Linked DNA regions of Mus musculus: regions 1 and 3 are each linked to region 2. Evidence: chromatin loops called from intact Hi-C (ENCODE). Cell type or tissue: heart. All regions are shown on one strand.

Region 1 (8,000 bases), 190 kb after region 2:
ATACAACTTCCTACCTTTGCATGTTAATATGCTCCAAAACAAAATTTATAAATATGTAATAGCTTCGTTGTCAGGGGCTAAGTACTATTCTATATAAACTTAGATTTATGCAAGAATGTAGTCACAAGGACAAATGATTACTTATGTTATGTTTCTTTGCCAGCAATAGAACTTGCCACATAGTTTTAAAAATTATTTTTGTTTTATGTGTATGAGTCTTTTGCCTGCATGTGAGTATGTGTATCATATGCCTTGTGAGGTTAAAAAAGAAAAAACAAAAAACAAATAACAAATAACAAAAAACAACAACAACAAAAACCCAAAAAAGAACACTAGCTCCCTTTGAGTTGGAATATAGATTCTGGGAACTCCATTTGGATCCTCTGCAAGAGCTAGAACATCTATCCAGCCCACATCAGACATTGTCAAAAATAATTATAAAAATCAATACCCTATATGTTTAATATGAATTTATAATCCAATTCATCTCCCCAATAGATTTTGACATTTTGGGTATTGAGTGATGGATGAATGGATTGATTGCATTGATTCTGGAAAGGAAAGCCGGTTTCAGGGAATATATTAGATAAAGGGGTCTTAAAGGTAAGTAAGCTATGCATGTCTGTCCCTCAACCAGTCTTGCGATGAATGGCGTCAGTTAATTACAAAGAGAAGGAAGTGAGTGCATTCTAATGCTTTGGAGGGTTTAGAATACTCAGCTCAGTTAGTGGGTCACATAAGGCCAGGCATAGGAATCAGATATGGTATCACTAAAGGTGTAGGGTTAAGGTCTGTGATTTCAATAATGATGGATACTGAGGAATTTCACCAAGACAGAAAATGTGGTTTTTAAGGAACAGTGTGTGGTAGAGTAAAAATGAGAGTCCACTCATAAGCAGGTTAAACCTAAGACATCAGACAGATTTGATGGCCTTTACTATGTTAATAATAATACTCCAAGTTCCAAGTCTGACAAATAGGCTGAGGGAACTGCTTTTCTGTTAGTTCAGGAGAAATGTAGCATTCCTTAAAAGAAGCAAGACAGAGATAAAAAGAGGCCTGTCATGGATCCTAGAGATTTTTAGCATGATATTAATATTAACACGTGAATCATCCAATAAAATCGTGTTTTATGAGAAATTTCTCTCTCTTTTTTTTATTTTTTTATTTTTTTTACATTTTTGAACTAATACCATAAATTAGAAGTATCTTCCATTAGTAAGGTAAGGTGTCATAGAAATTATTTATTCTCTACCCAGGGTTTCTACCTTGCCTTTATCTTTCAGTTCCTGGAAAAGACATACATAATGTTTATATTGACAATAAGCCTTAATCAACACTAGAGATGGGCAGATATGTACCCTCTATGCTATTAGAATCTACTTTCCTATTGATAACCCCATGTTATTTTTTACTTACTCTGTTTCATATGGGCTGCTCTTAACTCCAATTGGCCAGCCCTCAGGGTCACGTTTTCATGTACCACCTAACCCATGGTGGCTTTTCCCTCCTCCTCCTCTCCCCACCTTCTTGACTCTGCTCTGAACCCCCTAAGCCTAGGAACCCTCAACCCTGCCTTGTCTTGTCTACCAAGCTATTGACTGTCTGTTGGCATCTTTGTTCACCAATCAAAAATAACTTGGGGACAAGGTCACATAACATCAGTCACTTGGGTCTATGTGTAGACTCTTTCACTTCTGGGACAACCCAATCTTGAAAAACCACTGTTAACATTAAAATACAAACAACGTCAGGCCAACCCACATTTCTCTTACTGCATGAACTCCTTACTCAGTACTTCAAACACTTGTAGTATTATAGTGTTATATGTGCTGTAAGGCTTCACCTGGAGGTCATTGAGTCAATGAAATTAGTTTTTTTTTTTTTTTTTTTTTTTTTAGGAGCTCTACCTCATATGCCATCAACTCCCCGCTCACTGTTTCTGGACACACACACCCATCCCCCATTTATTCACCATCCCTCCCATTCTCATTGGCTTCAAATGAGCAACTGTGCTATAGTCGGTTCATTTACAGAAACAGTTCGAGGCTTCTGTAGATATGGAAGCCTTCAGGTCATTAAAGATTCAGTGAGGAAAGTAAAATTAGCTCTAGCAATCTCATTCAGATATTTTTCCAACCTCGAATCAGTCAGCATGTGCACATTGTGCAAACATTCTCAGGGTCTGTCTAGTCTCAAGCATGGGCTCTCTGGAAGCACATATGTAGCGGTAGAAGAATTCTTCTCTTTAATATTATTACATTAAAATGATATCAAGATGGGTTTCCTGGACTACCTGGATACATAATTATCTCTGCACACATGTTACTGCACAGTTTAGCATGCCCTTATTTACATTATAGAAAGAATACAGTCATTTGAAAAGCCTAAGGAATAAATATCTTTTGTTTTTAAACTGGATGCATGTAGGACCCACACTATACAATCTTGGGATTCCTTGGTGTTTGCAGGAATGTGGATTTGGCTACATGCCTGCACAGATGCCTCCAAGTTCGAAGGGATGATGGACATGCTGCAGGCTGAGGCAGAGGACTTATAGGGAATGTGTCACCAGAAGGATCTTTAGAATCTAATGAATAGCAGAGCCCTTGAAAACTGAAATGTAGACTTTATAAATCGTGTTTCAAACACCAAACAACCAGGAGAAGTCAGGCTGACTCTGAATTGTCTATATCTCCATCCCTAAGCCTACTATTTAGATCTTTAGAAAGTGTTCTTCCTACAGGCTAGAGGCATCTCTCAGTGAGAGGCTATTTGCTGACCATGAGAAAGGCCCTTTCTGTCCTGCCCTCATAGATCTGGATTGTATTTCCTTCTGATACAGGATTCCCAAAGGTCAAATTAGAGTCTACCTTGCTTTAAAGTACTCCATTAAAATAGTAACTCTTACAGTCACCTTCATCGAGTACTGCAAAGAGCAGCCAAGAAGAATATAGTCCATTATGGGGGTATGATCTTATGACCTCATTTGGAATCACCCACCAAGATGGACTCTTCACCTTACACCCCCAAATCACCTCACAGCTTCTGAAGCACTGAGATGTGCTCCCTGCATTGTAAATCTTGATTTGGTCCTTTTAGGGAGCATGGGAGAGCCAAGCACAGAGTGGGACTTCATTCATGTGTGTCCCCAGCCTCTCCTTCCTTGCCATCATCTCCTCTCCCATTAGCCGTCACTTCTGTTCTATCTATCTATTGTCATCTACTTTCTTCCCTTCTTAGTGCTTCATCTTAGTGTCTTCATTAAGTGACTGACAGATAATTTTTTTTGTACTTCTATGCCCAAAAATTAAAATGGATTTCCTATGAGTCTTACAATGCGACTCTCCTCACCATTTCTCCCTGGGTTTTATTCTCATGCCAAGAGGGTAGGGTTGGTGCTGAATCACAGACCATGGGGTATGGCATCATGTTGTCCATTTGAAGGCATAGTAATTTGGCTACAGGAGATGAAACCCGGGACTGTCCATTCTTTCCCACAATTCTCTGATCCTTGCAGTAGCTATTGCAGGAGTCCCAGCTTTAGAGATCGAAAGGACTCATACCTCTCACTCGCTTCCCATTTCTCTGCAAATGGGGCAGAGGCATACAAATGTAACACATGGTCTGCATCTGAATGAAAACCAGATAGGCTGAGTCTTAGCAGGTGCAGAAGGGAACTCTGACCTAATGTTCCCAACTCAGTTACTCCCAAACTCTTTACCTGGAGAAGCTGGCAATCGCAGTGAGCTCTCAGTGACTTCAGGAAGAAATCACAGTATCTGCTGGGAAGGATCTGAATCTAAATGAGGATGCTTGTCTGCAAACCAAGGGACACATTGCTGGACACCAGCATGACACAGAATCTCTTTGCTGTTCTCTTTGAGGAATGAGCAATCAGTTATCACATCCCCCAAACATTTGAAAATCTCTGACCTATTATCATGAGAACAAAAGAATTGTAGACTCCTCCATTTTTTTTTTTTAAATGAAACCAGAGCCAAAATTCCAATGTGCTTTTACTCCCTCTTTTATTTTCATGATTCTCCAAGTTACGTCTTTGTCTTTGGGGTTTTGTTTATTTGCATCCAAACGAAAAGAGCATGTTAAGTAAAGTTTATGGAATAAAAAAATTACTCAGTGCTTAATAACACACTCTTGGAATATTTGAATACAGCTAATGTTACAGCAGTAAAACGATGTGCTAGAGGGCTTTTGGCAAGTGGTGGAGATTGGGACTTGTCCCAGAGCATGTTTTGTCACATAGTTGGTCATGGATACAAATGGAAAGAGTTCTGGATTCAGTCGCAAGGCTTCAGTTGGTCTCTGGATGCTGCTCAGTTGTTTTGTGTCCAGCGATCGAGAACTTGATCCAAAGAGAGTACTGGTTCTCTCTAAGGCCCAGGGTTCAACTAGAGCAAGTCCCCAGGGGCTCATAAGAGACAAACTCTCCTCACTTGGAAGCTTTACTTTAGTTGAGAAATGAAGACATTCTACTGTGGCCCTGAAGCCATCCTAAAGCTTACAAGCCCCGCAGGTCCTACCTTAAGTACGTATTTATCCTCAGGCCCCTTGTTTTCTCTGTTGCTAACACTGTGGAATCATCTCTCAGCTAGATTATTATCACAACTTCTTAGTCTATTTTTCTGTGAGAACAAAATTTTGAGATAAAAATATATGTACACATATTTTTATTCATGCACATTAATAAAAAGAGAAAGCATGGCAGGGAGGGTAAACAGAGCCTACAAAGTTTGAGCACTTAACCTAAGAGACAGAGACTGTCTCTCTTATTAGTCTCACTCAGATTATCAGGTCCCAGTATATGTATGGGAGATACTTTGAAGTATAGCCACTCCCAGGTGGAATACCTGAGGCTTCTGCGTTTTTCCATTTATGAAAATAGATTTATGAAAATCTCCAGGTTCTCCCCAACTCAAGAGGAAATCCTGGTCTTTGCCATACTAGGCCAGATTGTCAATGTGACTATTTCATGCACACACCCTCCTTGGACATAGCTCCCCTGCACACACCCTCCCTGCTCAAACCCTCCCTACTTATACCCTCCCTGCACACACCCCATCTGCACACATCCATGGACACTCCTTCCCTGCCCAGACCCTCCCTGCACACACATTCCCTGCACACACCCTTGGACACTCCCTCCCTGAACACAGCCTACCTGCACATACCCTCCCTGAACACACCTCCCTGCACACACACTCCCTGCACACATACTCCCTGGCACTCTGCTCTATTAAGTTCTCATTCTCAGCTTATCGCACCTCTCAGGGTACAGTGGAGATGTTACTTCCTCCAGACCTTTGCACCTGCAGATCTCTTTGCTTGGAACACAGCTCTTTCCTTGACTCATTTCCTCTTTGATTCAAGTCTTCACCCAGGAGGAGGCTGTCTTAAATCAGCAGGCACTTGTGTGTACACATGCGCTCTTGTTAGATGTTCCATATGGATATTACCATATGAAACCTTAGGACTTTCCTTTAATGTCGCTCTCTCCGCCTTTAGGAGACAAGGTCCAGCATGACCAGCTGCTTTGTTGGGTTTGTTTACTTTATTTTGTCGCAGTCATTGCCTGCCCTGGAGCTGTGAGGTCATGCATTGGTAGCTATAGAAAATAAAACTAGAAAACAAGAGCAAAAGAAGAGTGGGCTGTCTGAGATTGCTGTCCCTGTGTGCAGATAAGTGTAGAGAACAGATAACATGCCAGAGTAACATTCTCCCTGCAAAGTTTCACCTCAGCATCTCCTCAGATCAAAACCCCCCAGTGTGTGTAAATTGTCTAAATTCCCTGATCTAGAATTTGAGGGTTTTTGTCTCATCACTTTTGTCATGTAACAAAATGCATCTAACCTGTGTGTTCTCCCAACTGAATCTGTACACATAGTTCCCATCTTATGCTTTTCACAAAAACCCTTGACAAATGTAGCCACTTCATTAAGCTTCCCTGGAGCTTTCTTCATGGAACCACTAATATAACCATATTCTACCATATTGATTGCATTTCTTTTTTCTACCTATTTATAGGTACACATAAGGGAAACTCTTTCTCATATATACTAGAATGAGTAACATACCAACATACTATTATTTATTGACAGTGTTTTTCATGGTATCATACTCAAAGGTTTAAGGTTTTGAATGAAGAAACATGAAAGTCAAAGTCAAGGCTCTACTGTGTCTCTGTTGTCTTCTGAGATAGCAGCACACATTAGTGCAAAGGGGTTATTTACAGAGAAACACTAGAGAAGGAATAACTAAGAAACTGGAGAATGTCTGTTGAATGATAAGAGTATATTATCTTAGATTACACTTACTGATCATAGTGACACTGTTCTTAATCCTATTTCTTAGAAAATGTACTGTTTGATCTCTTGTGGCCTATCTAATGATCCCTTCTGAAGACACATCCATGCTTGTTTCTAGAACTAGTGATTATGTTAAGGTACATTGAAGGGCTTTGTTGATGGGACTAAGGAGATTCCTTAGACATGTGGAGATTATTCTCAATCATGGCAAAGATAAAAACCAAAAACATTGTAAAGGGTGGTTCTGAGGAGAGAGAAGGTGCCATAATGCAAGGTTCCCATGTGAACTCAACTCTATAGAGCTTTCTGGGGAGAAACACTCTCTCTCTCTCTCTCTCTCTCTCTCTCTCTCTCTCTCTAGGACTTCTAGCCTCCACATCTGTAAATTAATTCATGTTTGTTATTTTCAATCTTTCATCTTGTGGTAATTTGTTATAGTGGTAATAGTACACCAGTAAAATAAATGAAGGCTCTGACAATTAAAACAGACAAAGTTACCATCTTTGCTAAGTTTTGTGGAACAATGTAGTCTGACAGTTGCTCAACTCTGCTGTGGATCAGGAAACTATCCATATACAATGTTTAATTGAATAGTGTGTGTGTGTGTGTGTGTGTGTGTGTGTGTTTAGGTATGGTAACTTTGTGTCTATTAAACTATTTATAGAAATAGATAATAAAATGAGCATATCTATGGGATATTGTTGGTGATATACCATATAAGTTATATATTGCTTCACATCCGTATATTAAGTGTACCATGTCTACTACTGACCTTGACCTAGACATTGGATATTCGGCAATGGTCCTTGGTAGAATCTCCAGCAAAAACTATTTAAGGATTTTACTATAAACATCCACTCACTATTGATACACTGTAGGCATCTTCAAAGCATCAGATTTTGATGTGAGCAATGTGTGTGTGTCCAGAGTTGTCAACAGTAGTCCTTGATGATCGTGGCTTTGCCTCTTCTTCTGACAAGATCACACTGTGCTTTAAGAAGGTGACCCCTTTTTATTGCTATGATTATGTAACTTCACAAAAAAAGAAGTTTTCTCCTATCTGTCTCTACAAGGGCTTAAGTTTAGCTAGACAAACATGCCCCATGTTTTCAGGATTGCCAATTCTCTTTTGTTTATAATTGACTTCTGGTATGACTCTATGGAGCTGAGACTTCACTCCTCCCAGAAATCTCATGCCGACAGTGTAGCAGTTAACCAAAGAGATTGCTGAATACCAGGACTCTTACTTTGTGGCACATAAGCTCTGCTCTGTGCACATGAACGCAGCATTTGTCTGAAGGAAGGAAGTTGATGCAGTCTGTTAGAGCCTGGCTACCACACAATACCACCATGGTCATATTTCATATCAGGATGAAGGGACATGTCTGCCCATATGTCTGCTCTAGTAACAGTCCCCGCTGACTGCTTTGTTACTGGACTTGTTGGCCTGTCTACTTCCTTGCAGACTTAGCAGCTCAGACTCAATTTCCCTCACTCCACATCAAGCCTCTTTCACTATGTTGTTCTTTTCTGTTTCCCCTAATCCCTTGCACTATATTTGCAGTTTCACTAATGGTCCATAAAGTCTTGATATTTAGAAGACTTTACATATATCCTCAATCATAGTCCTCCATATTCACAAACTAAGATATAGTTTGTTTAGAGCTTATCATA
Region 2 (8,000 bases):
CTTCTTAAAAGAGCAAAATATTTGCCTTTTAGGTATTCCAGTTGGCTTTGAATAATGAAAATGCTAAGTGTCTAGGCTATACATCATTTTCATGATTCTGTTTTACGAAGCTTGTAGATGAGAGGCTGTAGGCGACTTCAGTAGGCTGTGTTTTGTCTTAGGAGTCTAGATTATGATCTATTCAACTCTTCTGTCCTTTCTCTTCGGGTCAAAAGATGCTCACATTCTTTTAAGCAGCATCAGAGGTAAAGGGCTGAAAACGGGGAGAAACTGGCAGAGCTTCCTCTGAACTTCATGTAAAACATTTTCCATGTACACTAATAAAATTCATTAGGCTATGGAGACCATGTCACTGAATGAGGCAGCCAAAATTGAACACCATGGAGTAGTTATATGCAGTAGCAGTCAGAATTTGACAATAGCAGAAGTAATAATTATTTATATTCTTGTTTTCTATCTGATATAAATATTAATTTAGTAAAGGCTCATTTTTTATAATGAATCAATACTGGTTAAAGTACTGTTTCTTCTTTTAGGTAATATGTACATTTAAACCCAAGCCTCTGAGTTTACTGTTTTCCACCATAGTCATAGTGACAGAATATGTAATATCCTGCTTTTAATTTAAGCAGGTGACTTAGACCCATGAAGGTAAATAAGTAAATTAAAGTGGAAAATATAAGTGGACAGAAGCACATATTATTCAATGGCTGAATTAATTTCTTCCTTTTAAAATAAATTATCATTTTTCAAGAATTTATTTCATTATATCTTATTTTATCCTACTTGAGTGCACAAGTCTCTTTGTAGGGTATGAGCCTGTGTGTAGGTATGGATGTGTGGTTAGAGGTCCATACTGGGATGTCTTTTCCCATAGCCTTCCACTTCATTCTTTATTTCATTTTATGCACTGGAGTGTTTTGCCTGCAAGTATGCATGTGTATCATGTGGGTCTCAGAGCATAACCTGGGTCTTCTGCAAGAGCATCAAATGCTAATGACCACTGAGCTGCCTCTCTAGCCCCTCTATGCTTTGAGACAGAGTCTCTCACTGAACCTGGAGTTCAACAATCCATATGGCTTGGGTATCTGTCTCAGCCCCCTTAGCACAGCACTGGATTTTAGAGGCACTTCTGGGCCAGCTCATGAGACTGTCCTGGAACTAACTCAGGTCCACACACTTGTGCCTCATATACTCTAAAAACTAAGCCATTTCCCCAGCCTCAAAGACTAGTATGTTCTGTGATGACTTCCAGTAGTTATTTATTTATTTTCAACAGAGGTTCTATCTTTGAGTGATTCCAAGTAGCATTTCCAAAGAGCCTCCACATCTGCTTTATTTATAGTGTCCTCAGAAGAACTGTGTTCCTTTGAAGACCTGGAAGCCAAGGACCAGAGGAAGAAAGGAGGCAAACTGTTGAGCACCCGAGAATAGCAGCTGCCTTAACATGGCTCTGACAGCCTATCACCAGTGTCAAGTTCATATTAACCTCAAGCTCTATGGCTTAGGGCATACAAGAACCAACTATGTTAACTATCAAGCTGGCGTCTAACTTCAATAAGACAAATAACACATACTCCTAGAAAAGAAGACATTTGTATTAATAAGAGATTTAATATGTTTATCAAAGTAGCCCAACAAACACTGAGTCTCCAAAAACAAACACTGAAAACAATAAAAAACAGAAATGAAAATAAAAATAGCAAATGATAGCCTGAATGTTTATCTTTTTTTGTATCAGGCTCACTCAGGACAATGTAAATAGGTGCTAGTTAATGCTGCCTATAAGTGTATGAGATAGGACCACTCACAAGAGCATGGGTTGTCTTCCTGGGTTCACATCACAAGAGAAAACTGTCTCTTCATCTCTCAGCAACTATCGGTTGCTAAAGGGTGCTCAGGTAGGGGTGGGAATTCATGAACCTCTTCGGTTGATGTTGGCTTGATCTTGTGAAGGTCTTATGCATGCAGTCACAGCAGCGGGGGTCATGTGTGCAGTGGCCCTATCATGTCTGGCAAACAGTGGTTTTTGCTGAAGATGTTTTGTTCTGCCACCATTGGCTCTTTCTGTCTTTCTGTCTGTATTGTGGCTACCCTGAACCCTGTGGGAAGGAGGTATGATTTAGATGTCCCATTTAGAGCTGAGCCCTCTACCATGTCTTATTCTCTGTATACTGACCACTTGTGGGTCTCTGTACTAGTTGCCATCTCATATACAAAGGAGCTTTTCTGACAAGAGTTGAGAGATGCACTACTATGGGTGTAAATGCTAAGAACTTAGGGGTGATTTAATACTATGTCTATTTAGCAGAAAAATAGTATTTGGTTCCCCTCTAGGGCCTATGACCTATGACCTAACCAGTCTGTTTTTGGTTCCATTGGCAGCAGGAGGTACTCATTCCATCCTGTGGAGCGAGCTTTCTCACTCCATTTCATGGTGACATAGACTGTTCCCTTAAACTCATGTTTCAGTGGGTTGGCACCTTAAAGGGGCATAGACAGAGAAGATGGAATACTGTATAGGCCACTGCTATTTCTTTCCTTGGCTTTCATCCATTCTGCAAGTGATGGATGAGCGATTCCTTGTGTTAGGAGCTAGGCTGGGAAGTCAAGTATGTTGGTGAAATACATATTAGTTCTCAAGAGGCTTGTAAATTGGTGATGAAAATTTGGGGGTTGGTAAGTATGCAAAAAACAAATTTTGGGCCTGCATAAAATCATTTATGCAACATTTTAATTTTGAAAAGTAGTGTGTATACTCAAATATGAATACACCTTGATGTTTAACAAGAATACTAATTTTCTTTCTTTTGATTACTGTTCTCAAACGTTCATGACGAGTAGGCCAACAAATATTTGTGTCAACTTCTATTTTTTTGAGTGATGTTAAGCATTTTTTTTTCCTATTTTGTTTTACAACATGCTTGTCCCAGGCAGCTTTACTTGAATAGTAAAGATCTTGGTAGATGGGCAGATCAAAAGACCAGGTCATTGACTCTGTGTTGAGTAATGGCCAAGTCAAGGCAACCCCTGGACTGGTAGGACGGAAGCTGGGTAGTCTGGAGCTCTCCTCTGAGGACTCTGGGTGGCTGAACTTTTTGAGCCTTGGTTTTGTTTTTCATCATTTCCATACTTTGTAAACCACAAAGAGGGACAGAGAGCATAAGCATAACAAACTGAAAATGCCACACCAAGCCTGAGATGAGCCTCACTTGCTTTCCTGAGTTAGTGCTGTCTATCCTCAGCTAAGCTGCCAAAAGGGTAAAATTCGCACAGTTTCTTAAATGGAGACATGAAACCTCCTGAACCAAGGGCTGTAGATTATCTCGGTGGGTAGACAGTGTTTGCCCTGCATGAATGAAGTCCTGGGTTTGTTCTTTTGCACCATATAAACCCAGGTAGGAGACAGATGCCTGCAACCCTAGCAATTTTGAGGGGGAGTGGAGGCAGATTGCTCAGATTTTCAAAGTCACCCCAAGGACCAGGCAGAATCCATCTTGTGCAGGAAGACAGCCCTGCTGTCTACTCATTTTTAGATTGATTTTGTGTTTTCTAGCAGAATCTTGTAGGGAGCCCATCATAAATTAATTTTAATTTTAATGTTTTTAATTTTATCTCATTAGACAAGTGTTTAGGAATTACACATTACTGTTTAGATATTTTAAAAGACATTAAAACATTCTTTTATGGCTTTGGAGTAGAAGACAAAAAAGGTTCCCAACACAATAATTATTCTGTTCTATCTTTGAACGTTTACACGTTTACTTAAGAATATGGTATCTGCATGGTTAAGGATAGATTTTAAACTTTGAAACATAATGTTTTATCTTTAATGAAGAGCATTGTAGGAACTCATCTAAGGAGAATTTACAAGAAGTCAAATCATCTCATAAGAAGCCATTGTTTACTAACTCCTGGGTTTCTATTCAAGAATTATGTATATATAAAGATAAACATATCACTAAGCTTTAATTTAATTTACAACATCTGTAAGGAGAAACTGCTGCGTGTTCGTTTCACCACCAAAAAAATCTGCGTGAACAACGTTCTGATCTTCAGTGAGACTTTCTAGGCACTTACATAGAAATGGAGTAGGACATTAAGATTCTCTATCTTTTTTTTTTCCCTATTTAATGGAAGGAACACCAAAGGGCGATTTAAAGGAGGAGGGGGCTTTGCAAACGCCACGTAAATCTCCAAACGAAGTAGTAAGTTACTAAATAAAAGATGGCATCAACTACAAGAAGAAAAATAAATAAATAAATGAGGAGGGAAAAAAAAGTCGTGTCTCGGAAGCTTTCAAAACTTCAGAGCCAGGAAACCTCCTTCTCAGGGCGGGGAATGTCTTTGCTCTCCAGAGACCACTCCCTTGCTAAGTTCCTCTCAAGTTTTCCTTACCCCTCCTCCATTCCTCGCGTTAGCCCCGAAACCCAAGGAGCCGCTGGAGATTGCCAGCACAGGTACCAGAAATGTGCCAGAACCGGACACTGACTGCATGTTTCTAGTAAACGTCACAAATGGGCCATTTTTTTTGTAGACAACTCCAGGGGAATTCGAAGAACGTCTTGAAGCCCACAGTCCACAGAAAACACAGCGCGCAGCACGGTCCTTCACGCCGGAGGGTTCGCGAGTGGCACGGAGAGCCAGAGCCCTGGCGGGGACCAGGAGCCGGAGCCCGGAAAAGGCGTGCTGCCCCTTTAAAAGGCCGCGCATCTCCGGGCCGGCCTTCCTCCCGGGGGCTCCAGCTGTGATTGACGCTGGGCGGCGAGAGGAGGCGCCTGGCGCTAACAAAAGTCCGGCCCGCAGGCGAGCAGCGCCGGGCCACAAGTCTCTGCTCACTCGGGGCACCGCAACAAGTGGCCGCCGCGCCCTCCCCGGGGAAGCCGCGGACGCACGGGGGCGCAGGGCGGAGGCGGAGGCCGAGGAGCCGGACAGCCTGGGGCAGGCGCGGCTCGGCTCGCACGGCTGGGGACCGCGGAGGCGCATGGGGACCCCACGGCGGTGGAGCGGCGAGTCTAGGGGCGGCACCCGGGCGCGGGCTGTGCTTCGCGCTGCTCCCACTCGCCCGGAGCGCGGAATCTGAGAGCTCCGGTGGTTGCTCTGGAGCTGGCTCGCCACCCTCGGGGGTGCCAGGAGCGGACCTAGTCCCACCCCTCCGGTCGCAGAGCACTGCGGACCCCCAAGCCCAAATCGGCCCTTGGAAGGGGCATGTGCAGCTAAGGGTCCGGTCCTGCCCGCTTTCCTCTGCCCCGCCGCCTGGGAGGTGCGCCCCAGCTATGCAGTGTCCAGGGAGGAGGCGGGCATGACGGCGACAGGATGGGCGCGAACAATGGCAAACAGTACGGCAGTGAGGGTGAGTGGGCCGAACGTACCCCCTCCCCCGACTCCCGGATCGCGCCCCCTCCCTTTCCTCTCGCACACAGCTCAGGCGCACCCTACTTTGGTGACGTCGGGGTAGCCGGCTTCCCTTTGGGCTCTGCTTGATCCAGTCTCTGGTACCTGGACGTGCCTTTCCACCACTGGGGTCTCTTAAGCAATTTTCCAGGTTGTCTTTAGGACTGCTCAAGTTGCATTTCTGCTGTGTTTCTGAACACGTGTGCCCCAGCTTTTCCTTCTCTGCGCACCTTGGTCTAGGTGATGGTTTGGCAGAGAATTGAAGCAGTCAAAACTTTCCCAGGCCTTTTTGTGCTTTAGTCCTCTGGACTTCCTCCTATCAGGAAAAAAACTTCGGGAAGAAGTTAAGCTTCCATTCTTTGCTAACTGCCCTGGTCTGACAGGTCTGTGAAACTAACCACCTATGGGTCCCGCGAGGCATGGAGTGGCTGGGAGCTTTGTCTGGGCTCTCTCGAGGCTCAAGACAGGCAGAGCACCATCTGTTACTCGGGGCTGGAAATTGCACAGAAATATTGCCTGTCAAGTGAGTACTTGGAAGTTGGGGGAAACTTTAAACTCCGCCTACTCCTAAAGGGATGATGGATGTGTGGGTTGCCTCCTCAGTCCCGCCTTCCCCGCTTTGCATAATACCAGTAGTGTTTTAACCCCTGTGATTAACAGCATGTCCCTGATATGCACAAAGCAAAGACATTTTCTACAGTTCAAGAGTTAAGGTCTGTATCGAGTGAACCTGGTTGAAAGGAGTGAGGAGACTGGGTTGGCTTTCCTGCCTTTCCCCAGAGCACAGGCGGTTACAAAGGAGGGAAGAGCCCTTTCAGACTGGCAGGAATGCAGAATAGCTATTCAGCATCTGGTGTTAAGGAACCGCTTATCAGCCTGTCCAAAACTTGGAGCCATAGTTACAGAATGTAGGGGCGTCTCTCCCTGTTTGTATCTGTGTTTACTTCTGAGCTACTTTGTAAAACTTATACTAAAAGCAAACCCTAGAAAAATCCACTCAATTAAAAAAATCATTCATTTCCAGACTATCATGTTTTGAATTCCATCCATATATTTTTTGTACATATGCAGACATACACATGCATATATAATAGTTTTGTCCTGGGCAAATACATGAGATAAATATTTGAAAGAAATGTTAATCTTTTTAGACAGCAAGTGTTGAAAGTGGGCCAAAAAAAGATTATTGGAGAGTCTTGGCCACTCATTCTCTGAAGGTATTGAAGTTAATGTTTTTAAAATGTGTGGGGAGACAAACAATGAAATGTCCTAAGTTGGAGTTATTCAAAGGGTGTTCGATAACTTTCAGCGTACTTGTCAATCCTGGATTTGATGATGCTGGAGGAGGGAGGAGGGCCTGAGAGGTACAAGATCATCACTGTGACTCACCAACCAAAGCAACTCAGGGATCTCCCAGTCCTCTGTAATGTGCGCTTACACCCCAGCATATTGTATCATACAGTGTGTGGTATATGACAACTTCCTGTCTGAACAGCAGAATTTTCAACCCTCGGGAGAGAAAGGGATAGACAGCAAACTAATACTCTCCAGCTGTTACCCATAAATGCTACCTCTGCATTTTCACTTCAGCTCAACTCAGATCTTACTGGGATCAGATTTAGATACACTGTGGACTTTTTATGGGGGAGGGGGTGAAAAAAATCCCTTGTGCTCAGCTGATCAGGGGAGGCCAATGGGAACGTTTGTGAGTTTTGGCTGGAGAGCCACACTGTGTTTAGTTTTCATCAAGTCCTTTCAGATGAGTCAAGATTCCTCTGTGATCGACGAGAAAGAAAATAGAGAAACCCAAGTAGCATGATCTCAGGTCTCCTTTCTCCTCTTCCTTCCTCTGTTGTACTGTGGTCCCTTTCAATAGGCTTTTATATATAATTGGGCATAGTAAATAAAGCTGTATTATGGTATGATAAAAATCCACACAGATGCCTGTTAGAATATGATGTGCCATCTTTCTTATTCAAAGTATCAAATTCAAAAGAAAGTGAACGCTATCCCTATCAGTTTTATCTATTATCAAAGGAGACTGAGAATCAGGATCATTTTCTAAATTCAGTGCAATTTAGGTGTAGTAGATTTCAAGCATAAAGGGGACCTTGTTAATGAGACATTAATGCACATAGTACATAATGTACATAGACTGTGTTGAACGTGTTCAATTATATGTCAGTGGTGTTTGTGTAGGCTTCAAAGCTACAAGTATCTATTTCTATAGTTCCTGGCAGTTGACAGTGTATGAACAGGCTTTGTATATTGCAAATATTGTTGAATTATTGGAAAGTTTAACTTTCAGTATTTTGTGGATGATATTTCTTTTCCCTGGGGGGAAAAACATTATATGACTTCAAAATGTCATTGTAAGAGGACCTTAGTATGTGCAGTGGGACAACACCTTATACCTTTCTGTCACCCCAGGATGGGGGGGGGTGGGGGAACAGGGTTAACATTGCTTGGAAGACTGTCAGAGTGGAGGTTTTGGATTCTTCCTGGGACTACATACTCATCATACATTGTGTGCATTATAGTCTTTTGATGTTCATGTGATAAAATAGAGCATGCACTTGGGAATTTGCTACTTAATTCAAACTTCA
Region 3 (8,000 bases), 900 kb after region 2:
CAGGAACGTCCTAGCTTTGACCTTGATATGGCACTTTGTATACTGAAAGAGTGTTTATTCACAAGCCTACTGCTGGGAAGTATATATTAGTATGGACTGGGTCCTCTGTTTCATTAAGCACTCACAAGCCGTGAGATAAAAGGACTAAAAGAACCACCCCCCAAAATGCACAAAGTGTATCACTTTCTCAAAGTCCCAAAGGTAGCTCAATGAATGAGCTTAGCTTCCCTGCCAGGGTATTATTAGTGCCTTCTCCTAAGCAACCTAAATTAAGAATCTCTTCAGAGATTTAACTGTGAGGCAGTCCTAAAAACTACTTAAAAGCTGGCAGTCATTCTTCGTTCTTATTTGGAAATAAAAACCCTGCATACCAAGCCCTTAACATGTTCTGTTCTTTTCTGCATTTTATCAACACACCCAGAGACATGGGCAACTTCCTAAGCCACATACATTCACAAGTGACATTCAGTTTTGCTCTTATATAATCCTCAAAGCCCCTGACGAAGGTCCCTTAGACAAGAAGTAATGAGTTATTCCAAATTTTAAACTAATTTTGGACTAGACAAATCGCTTGCGTTTCCCACCTTATGCTGACAGCCAGAAAGCATCTGAAAGCTGAGGCAGGAAAGCAACTGTCAGGAGGTCATGCAGGTCCTGGAGCCCAACAAGCAAGCCCAAGCTTCACATCCGTCCCCACTTGAAAGCTTTAAACACTGCTCAAATACGACATTGAAGACAACCATGATTTTGACTTTATTAGATCAGAACAAATGAAGTAGCAGCAAAGGAACCATTCGGCAATCTGGCTTCCCTGTCCTCAGACAAGGAGGGAAGTGCAGCGGGAGATGCATCTGTTTCAGCCTCTCAGAACCTCACTTGGGCCCTGAAGTGCATCTGCTTGGTGGCGTTGTTCTTCATTCCTATCTTCAGCATCCATTTTGATTTCATCCTCTGCACATATTGCATGTCCCGTTCACGCATGAGAGCTGCTCCTGTGGTTGGGAGGATGGTAAGCAATGAGGCTCTGATCTCTTATTTACTAACAGAGGAAGTCAAATCTTAGAATTCCCAAAGTTGGCTTAGGATAAGTGGGTTCTGATATTTAAAGACAGAATCTAATGTGGGGATTCCAAGCAATGGGGCTCAGAGATCTACGTGCATCTAAGAACTGTGCATATCAGAACTTTGTAAACAGTGATGTTTGCTACGTTTTTAGGCTCTAGGCTTTCTGGGACATCAGAAAGGAGCAAATTATCTTCACTACCTCCATTTGGACTTTATTTCCCAGAAGAGCAGAGAAGACAGTTTTGCACAGCACACTATGAGAGTTAAATAACAGCACATTGTAGTTTCAAAGCTTAATAACTTCAGCTGTCAGATTTACTCATTGCAATCTACTTCTATTGGGAAAAACTGCCAAAGGGGGCTGGGCTACCTGTAGTAAGTGCACTACCTCACACATGCATTGTGTCAGACAAGCCTCTCAACTCTAAGGTGGGTCCTCTTAATCATTTCCCTTGCACAAATGAGCAAGCAGAAGTGAAATTTAATAATGTTCATGACGTGAGATTAGAATGTGAAACTACATATGCCATGTTAGGCGCCACAGCTCCACTAAGGTACTATTTAATTTCTGAGTTATCTCCAGATAATTTCTGCATGTAATTTATAAGATTTTTTATAGATATTATCTTCTGGAAAGGTTCATGATGCATACTAAGTTACTAGACCAGGAATATTAATTTTTTAAGTCATGGAGTCTTGGACTTAAGTGTTCTAAGTATCCTGAGATAATGGGAGTCCCAGAAGTAAGACTCAAGCTTCCCCTGGAAAGGAGTCAGACGGACAGCACGAATGATAACCTGTCACCCAAGCGCCCACGAAATCCATGCATATAAGAATGGTGTACCTGTGCTGCCCATCCACCCCAGGGCTCGGTATTGCTGGAGAACTCTGCCCACAGCCTTTTGATTCCTAGCAACTGTCACAGCTCTTGGCAAGCCAAATCGCTGTTTGTAGTATCTCATCAAGGAGCGATGACCCACTCTGGCACCTGTTTTGAGAAGAGCAATATTTAAACACTGGTCTTTCAAGTCAGAGTTATAAACCAAAGGCTTCCCAAAAGATCTTGAATGGCACCAAGCCTTAGGAATCCTAGTAGGAAAACAGAAATAAGCAGGAATACACTACAGGAAAAACAGACCAATATTAGGAAAATATATAAAGGCTAAAAAGCCCCAAGAGAAAGAAGATGAAGCAGGGAATAACTCTGACATCAGGTCTACAAGCCATATTGGGAAAACTGAACCAGAACAAAAATGAAACCATCTTTTTTCTGGTTCAGTTTTCTCTTCCAGTCGTCTTCCAACAGGAGTAAATTTTACCACACAGGGAAATCTGATACCTACTGTAGATGTCTTTATTGTTACAAATGGAGTAATACTGGCATCTAGTGGCTGAAGGACAGAGATGCTACTGCACATATTAAAATGCACAGGCAGATTAACAACATCAAAGTATTATTTAGCTACATTGACAAAGCTGATACACTCCTTCCTAAATGATGAAAAACCACGTGATATCTCAAAAAGATTAAGCTAAATTCTCTTTAAACCTGTGGTTATTTGCAGAAATCAAGTGAAACAAAAAAACTTTGAGAAATGAATTCTTAACTTTAATTTCCAATATATGTTGATGTCATTACGAATATGGTTGTATACACCAATGCACAGGCTTACCATTAATAGTGCAATACACTAAGCAAAAAGGAAAGAGGGCCAGAGAGCTGGGTAAGCTGTGCTGACCTGGCAATCTGAGTTCAATTCCCAGAAAGCACATTAAGGTGGATAGAGAATCAAGCCCACAGAGTTACCTCTAGCCTTCCCATATGTACTATGGCATATGCACACAAATACCCGCCACCCACTCACAACCATAGTAAATACAATTTCAAAACAAAGAAAAGAGAATATACATTTCAAATTACGAAAACTAAGGGGCAATGTAAAGTCTGCAACTTCTCTAATTACACTAATAAAACCCATAAGTAAAGTTATTTACTAGATGAACAATTTGAGGTTCCTATAAGTATAAGTCTGTCTGTTAGAGGTCTGAAATCCACTCCACTAGTCTGTAAATTTTAATGGAACACAGCCACACTCACCTACATCTCTACTGACTTTTGAGCTACAAAGCAGATCTAAACAATTACTAGAGACAGAATGGTACACAAAGACAGAATGGTACACAAAATCATTGCTTTCTGGCCATTTATAGAGAAGTAACCAAATCATATGGCTTGACTTCTGAGCAGGGAAACTAATAAATATGTTAAGCTCTGTCTGGGATGGCTAATTCTAGGCTCCACCAGAAAAATGGTTTTCAAAAGGTAATTCTCCCATACTATCCTAAGAGATTGGTCCCTAGGCCAGTGGCATCAACATCACCTGTGGGTTTACTAATAAAAGCAGGCTATGTTTTTTAGATGAATATTAATTAAGATATAAGCAATCAAATACCTTTCCAAATAGAAACACATAAGGGTAAAACCCTGGGTATAGTACCCAGAGTAGTTTTCAACTTATGTAAATAAAACAATTGACAAATAAGCAAATATGAATAGTTTATCACATAAGCTGTAGAAGGCTATATTTGCTTTTAACATCTACGCCTGTAACTGACATGGAAAAGAGTGTCAAGTTATTTATGAGCTCCTGTATGCTTGGAAAGTATTTCCTTGTCACCCAAATGTGATGTTTTGTGATCAGACTCAGGTCTTGACAAAAAGAAACTTCCAATTTAATCTTGTGGTCTTTGGATACCAGTATGGATAGATAAAAGGTATCTCTCTAGAACCAGCTATTTGATGTGTTGGACATTTTCATGGCAAGACCTTGGTTTGTACCTGTGGTTCAACTCAGGGAAACATGATCTCTGAACATCCATGTGAGATAAATCTAATAGGGAAAAGACACATATCTAAGTGAAGGTCCTATCAGCAAACCTCAAGATTTACTGGGATTTCAAATTACAATGGTAGGCCAGGGTGGTACAGATCTGCAAGGATGATTATCCCTAAATGAGGAAATGATGAAGTTAGTAATTAGTAAACAGTAAGTCAACATGTATATTTGTAAGCACCATTTGGAAGAGTATCTTACAGCTTCTGAGAGCTGGTAGAAGAGAAGTGGGCTATTCTTGCTGTCAGTTAACAATGAGAACCTGGCATTAACACCATATATGGTGCGAGAGCAGCTCAAGCTGAAGGCCTTGGGAAGGACAGATTAGCTTAAGAAGGCTGTGACTGTCCAGTAACAAGTTATGTCTGACTTAGGAGGTGCCTGTCAATCTACCTTTCATCATGTAACTGTTGATCAAACTGTCCATTCCCGTGGAACACCCAATGCAACTGATAGCAAATACGAGAGTATCTCCAAACCTCACTTTCTAAGATGAACTGTGTATTTCTCATAGATACAACATCAGCTTCATCTGGCCAGCTGGCAGATAAATCAATGTGTATTTCACACCAATTTCCACCATATGAACTGAAGAATGAAGGAAGTGCAAAGGAACTGACCCAAGCCAGTCTTCCAAAGAAATGCTCCGAGCGCCCTCTACTGGTTATTTTCTTCACTGTTTCTGGAACCGTAGAGCTGCTGATTTGACTATGACACAATATGAGTATTATCTACACTTAAGGTACCACAACTGATGCTTTTGAAACCAGTTTAGAGCAAACTCTTAGGTGTGTGATTCTTCCAAAATTGGTTTTACACTAACAGCTATGCTAATGCTGGCACACAAATTGAGCTTACCCAGAAATTTCAGAGGTCATTTACTCAAAAAACTATTAGTGGATCCACACGCTGCCACTACATTTTTATACAAGGTTTGTTCAGAGATTTCTACTTCCTGAGTTGTGACAAATGTGTAATGAGGCCCAGGAGAAGATCAAGTACAGTTCTTACTTCCTGCCCGCCTCCTCTGCTCACTTTTCCTTTATTACTACAGACCGAAGACTCAAGTAAGTTTGCCTTCCCTTTGAAAGTCACTGCCACCATAGCAGTCAACAAATATTTATCCGGTTTTTAAGTATCTGAGACCCAGTACTACGATGAAATGAGACAGGACAGTCTGCTCTCAACTGTAATGGGAGCTTGGGGAGGAGGAGCCACTTCTACTGTTTTATAGCACTGTATGTATATACCTTAATGATGATGGAGGACAACTATTTCAAAAGTGTCAACAGAGAGAAGTTTAGTGTTACCAACATAAAGAATAATATAGCAAGGATAAATATACTAGTCACCTTGGCAGAATCATTATATATTATATACATGTACCGAAATGCCACACTGTATCTTATAAATAGGTAAAATTAATATGCATTTACTTAAAATACTTACATGTTTTTAAAAGGAAATGAGGGAAGACAAACAAGCAAGACAATGATTACAAGAGCATAGTGAATCACCAGTATTCTAGGAGCACAGGAGATATTCATGAATCTTCTCCCAAGGTGTAAAAGCAAGGAGTCTTGTGGTGGAGTGGAGTACCAGAAGCACCACTCATACAGAGACCCGGGAGAGCAGTATTTGGCAACAGGCACCAGAAGAAGCTCTCAGATACCTTGAAGGTAATGGCTCCCAGTGTGGAACCACACAGGGTAAAGCATGCTTTAGAAAGAAGGGGCTGGTGGTTATAAAGGAACCGGACAGATGATGTCCAGATGGAAAACTGACACAAACAAAATGGCCACACAGACAAATGCTTAAGAAGAAAAACATTCAAAAGGCAGTCAGGGGTTGCTTAATTATCTGAATGGGAGAAGACATTTCCTAAAGAGATACCCATTTGGGGCTTTGATTAACTTTAGAACACTCAGTGACCCTAAGAAATGTGCTTTCTACATAATTAAGTATTCCTTACCAATTTTTAAAAATGTAAAGCCCAGATGAAAACTTCACCCAAACAGAGCATGATCCTCAAATAGGATCATGCCTGTCAGTAATGTCTTTATAATATACTACAGTGAAATGAAGATTACAGTGTTCTACATGTCAGACACTGCTTTGTTAAGAATCACCATATTCAGCTTACTTAAGGTGTTATCTGATTCTCTGGGTAAGAGCTGAGAGTTAGTAAAATGAGGGCAGATTTGTCTTACAAGATCAACTAAACATCTGCACAGCCCTTGATACTTGTAAGGATACTGGTTCCAGAATTCACTCTCAGAAAAAGACATACACACATACACAGAAGGAAGAAAGAGGGAGAGATAGTGTGATGGATCTATTAGTTTACATTTTTTTTTAAAAAATTAATTAAATACCTAGTCAAAGTACTGTAAATTTGAAAAGAAAAAAGGAAAAACAATAACCCAATTTTAATGAAACAGTCAACCTAGAGCTAAGTAACTACTTTTAAAGTTTACAACTACTTGAGGAAACTCGCGCACACACACACACACACACACACACACACTAAAGGTTCACGTTCTTTCTCCTTCAGCGCAGCAGGTAACTGAGGAAGACATGCTTCTTCCACTATACACTGGCACCAAGCAACTTCGTTTGGACAAACACACTTACCAGAAGGAAGTATCAGCTCCATGGTTTCATCATCACATTCCAAGATCTTGTCTGTGGACAAGGCCTCAAGCTCAGCAGGATCCTGCCCCTCCTTGTAGTCTGGGTAGCTACTCCTGTAAGAGTGAAATAACACTAATAAGGAGACTTAACTAAACGGGAGACCTGCATTGGCAAATGTGGCCAAGCTACCAAATGATTCCAGGGAATGCCCACTACAAGAACTGAGTGATAAAAATTACTGTCAGAATTTTTCTGCCAACAAATGTGACCGAATAACCCTTAAAAGGACATTTTTCCTCTCTAGAAAGATTACCAAGCTGGGGCAGCGCATGCCTTTAATCAAGCACTTGAGAGGCAGAGGTAGGCAGATTTCTGAGCTCGAGGCCAGCCTGGTCTACATAGTGAGTTCCAGGACAGCCAGGGCTGCACAGAGAACCATGCAGAAGATATGAATACAGTGCTGGACACGCAGTCACACCTCAATTACAATACAGTCAAGTTCCACAAGTCTGCAGCCTAACAGAATTTTGTGATGACAGAAGAACAAATTTCTATGTGCCTCACATGTTAACTTTAGATATAAATAAAGTTTTTCAAGAACTGAATTTTTAAAACTGCAGATAATGTGACTAAAGCACTGAATTTCTAATGCGTATCTTTTATTTTATTTGAGCAGCCACAGGATATGCCTAGTAATTACCACACTGGACGGTATAGTTATAAAACTGTTTCTAAATATATCCAAAATTTGCTATTTAAATGGACATAAAGAGGAGTAACTATAGATAGTGATGGCGAGATGCTCAGTGGGTAAAGTACCTGCCATGCAAGCAGACCTAAGGTCGCCTGCCTTCCAGCATGCACATGAAAACCAAGCCCAACCCTGCCTGCCTAGAACCACACCAGGGGAGTGAAGACAAGAGTGTCTAAGGAGCTTGCCGGCCAGCCAGGCTGACTGAACTGGTGAGCTCCAGGTCCCAATGAGACCTTGTTGCAAAAAATAAAGTGCGATATGACCAAGGAAGACATCGGAATACCAAGTCCGGGCCTCCACATGGTATGTGCATATGTGCATACATAACAAAGGCAGATACACATATACACAAATAATAAATTTTAATTTAAAAAAGTAGTTGGACAAATAAACATTGAAATATTAACAGCTAAACAACCAACAGGGAATAGATAAAAGACTAAATCAGAAACAAAAATACCTCTGAGCAGCTAATTTAAGATGTAAAAGGGTTCACAATTACATTGCTCATAAAAAAAAAAAAATTAAAACCACTATATATCCAGCCATATGGCTAAAAAGAAACACTTGCCCCCACTAACTGTGGAACTATATAGAGAACACACGCAAGGAGGGGATGTGCCCACACTCACATCTTTTTGTTTCTTTTTGTT

The links. A loop is a pair of places that touch in the nucleus more often than their neighbours do. Peaks named below come from ENCODE experiments on the same cell type or tissue, not always from the same donor. Only the 100,000 strongest peaks of a DNase experiment are listed, where the experiment ranks them.
Region 1: a loop joins it to region 2, with 1.8 times the contacts of the local background. A loop is called at or near these places in 2 of 42 quality-filtered maps.
Region 3: a loop joins it to region 2, with 3 times the contacts of the local background. A loop is called at or near these places in 2 of 42 quality-filtered maps.

The regions. Positions count from the first base shown.
Region 1 is chr15:26,699,653-26,707,652 of GRCm38, reverse strand. The region is part of intron 2 of Fbxl7 (F-box and leucine-rich repeat protein 7); the gene reads left to right. Among named protein-coding and RNA genes, the nearest start is that of Gm52205, 38 kb to the right of the region's middle. In heart, no CTCF peak of the experiment used is centred here; a DNase peak (open chromatin) is centred at 4,332.
Region 2 is chr15:26,892,366-26,900,365 of GRCm38, reverse strand. It overlaps Fbxl7 (F-box and leucine-rich repeat protein 7), which reads left to right and starts at 4,802. Exons shown (of 4, transcript NM_176959.3): 1 at 4,802-5,353. The coding sequence starts at 5,317. In heart, a CTCF peak has its summit at 4,811; DNase peaks (open chromatin) are centred at 4,795, 5,425 and 5,815; H3K4me3 peaks cover 2,489 bases; H3K27ac peaks cover 1,662 bases.
Region 3 is chr15:25,990,159-25,998,158 of GRCm38, reverse strand. Zfp622 (zinc finger protein 622) reads right to left here. Exons shown (of 6, transcript NM_144523.3): 4 at 6,594-6,706; 5 at 1,910-2,053; 6 at 1-992. The coding sequence ends at 865. Among named protein-coding and RNA genes, the nearest start is that of Zfp622, 9.8 kb to the right of the region's middle. In heart, CTCF peaks have their summits at 2,453 (motif pointing left) and 4,614 (motif pointing left); no DNase peak of the experiment used is centred here.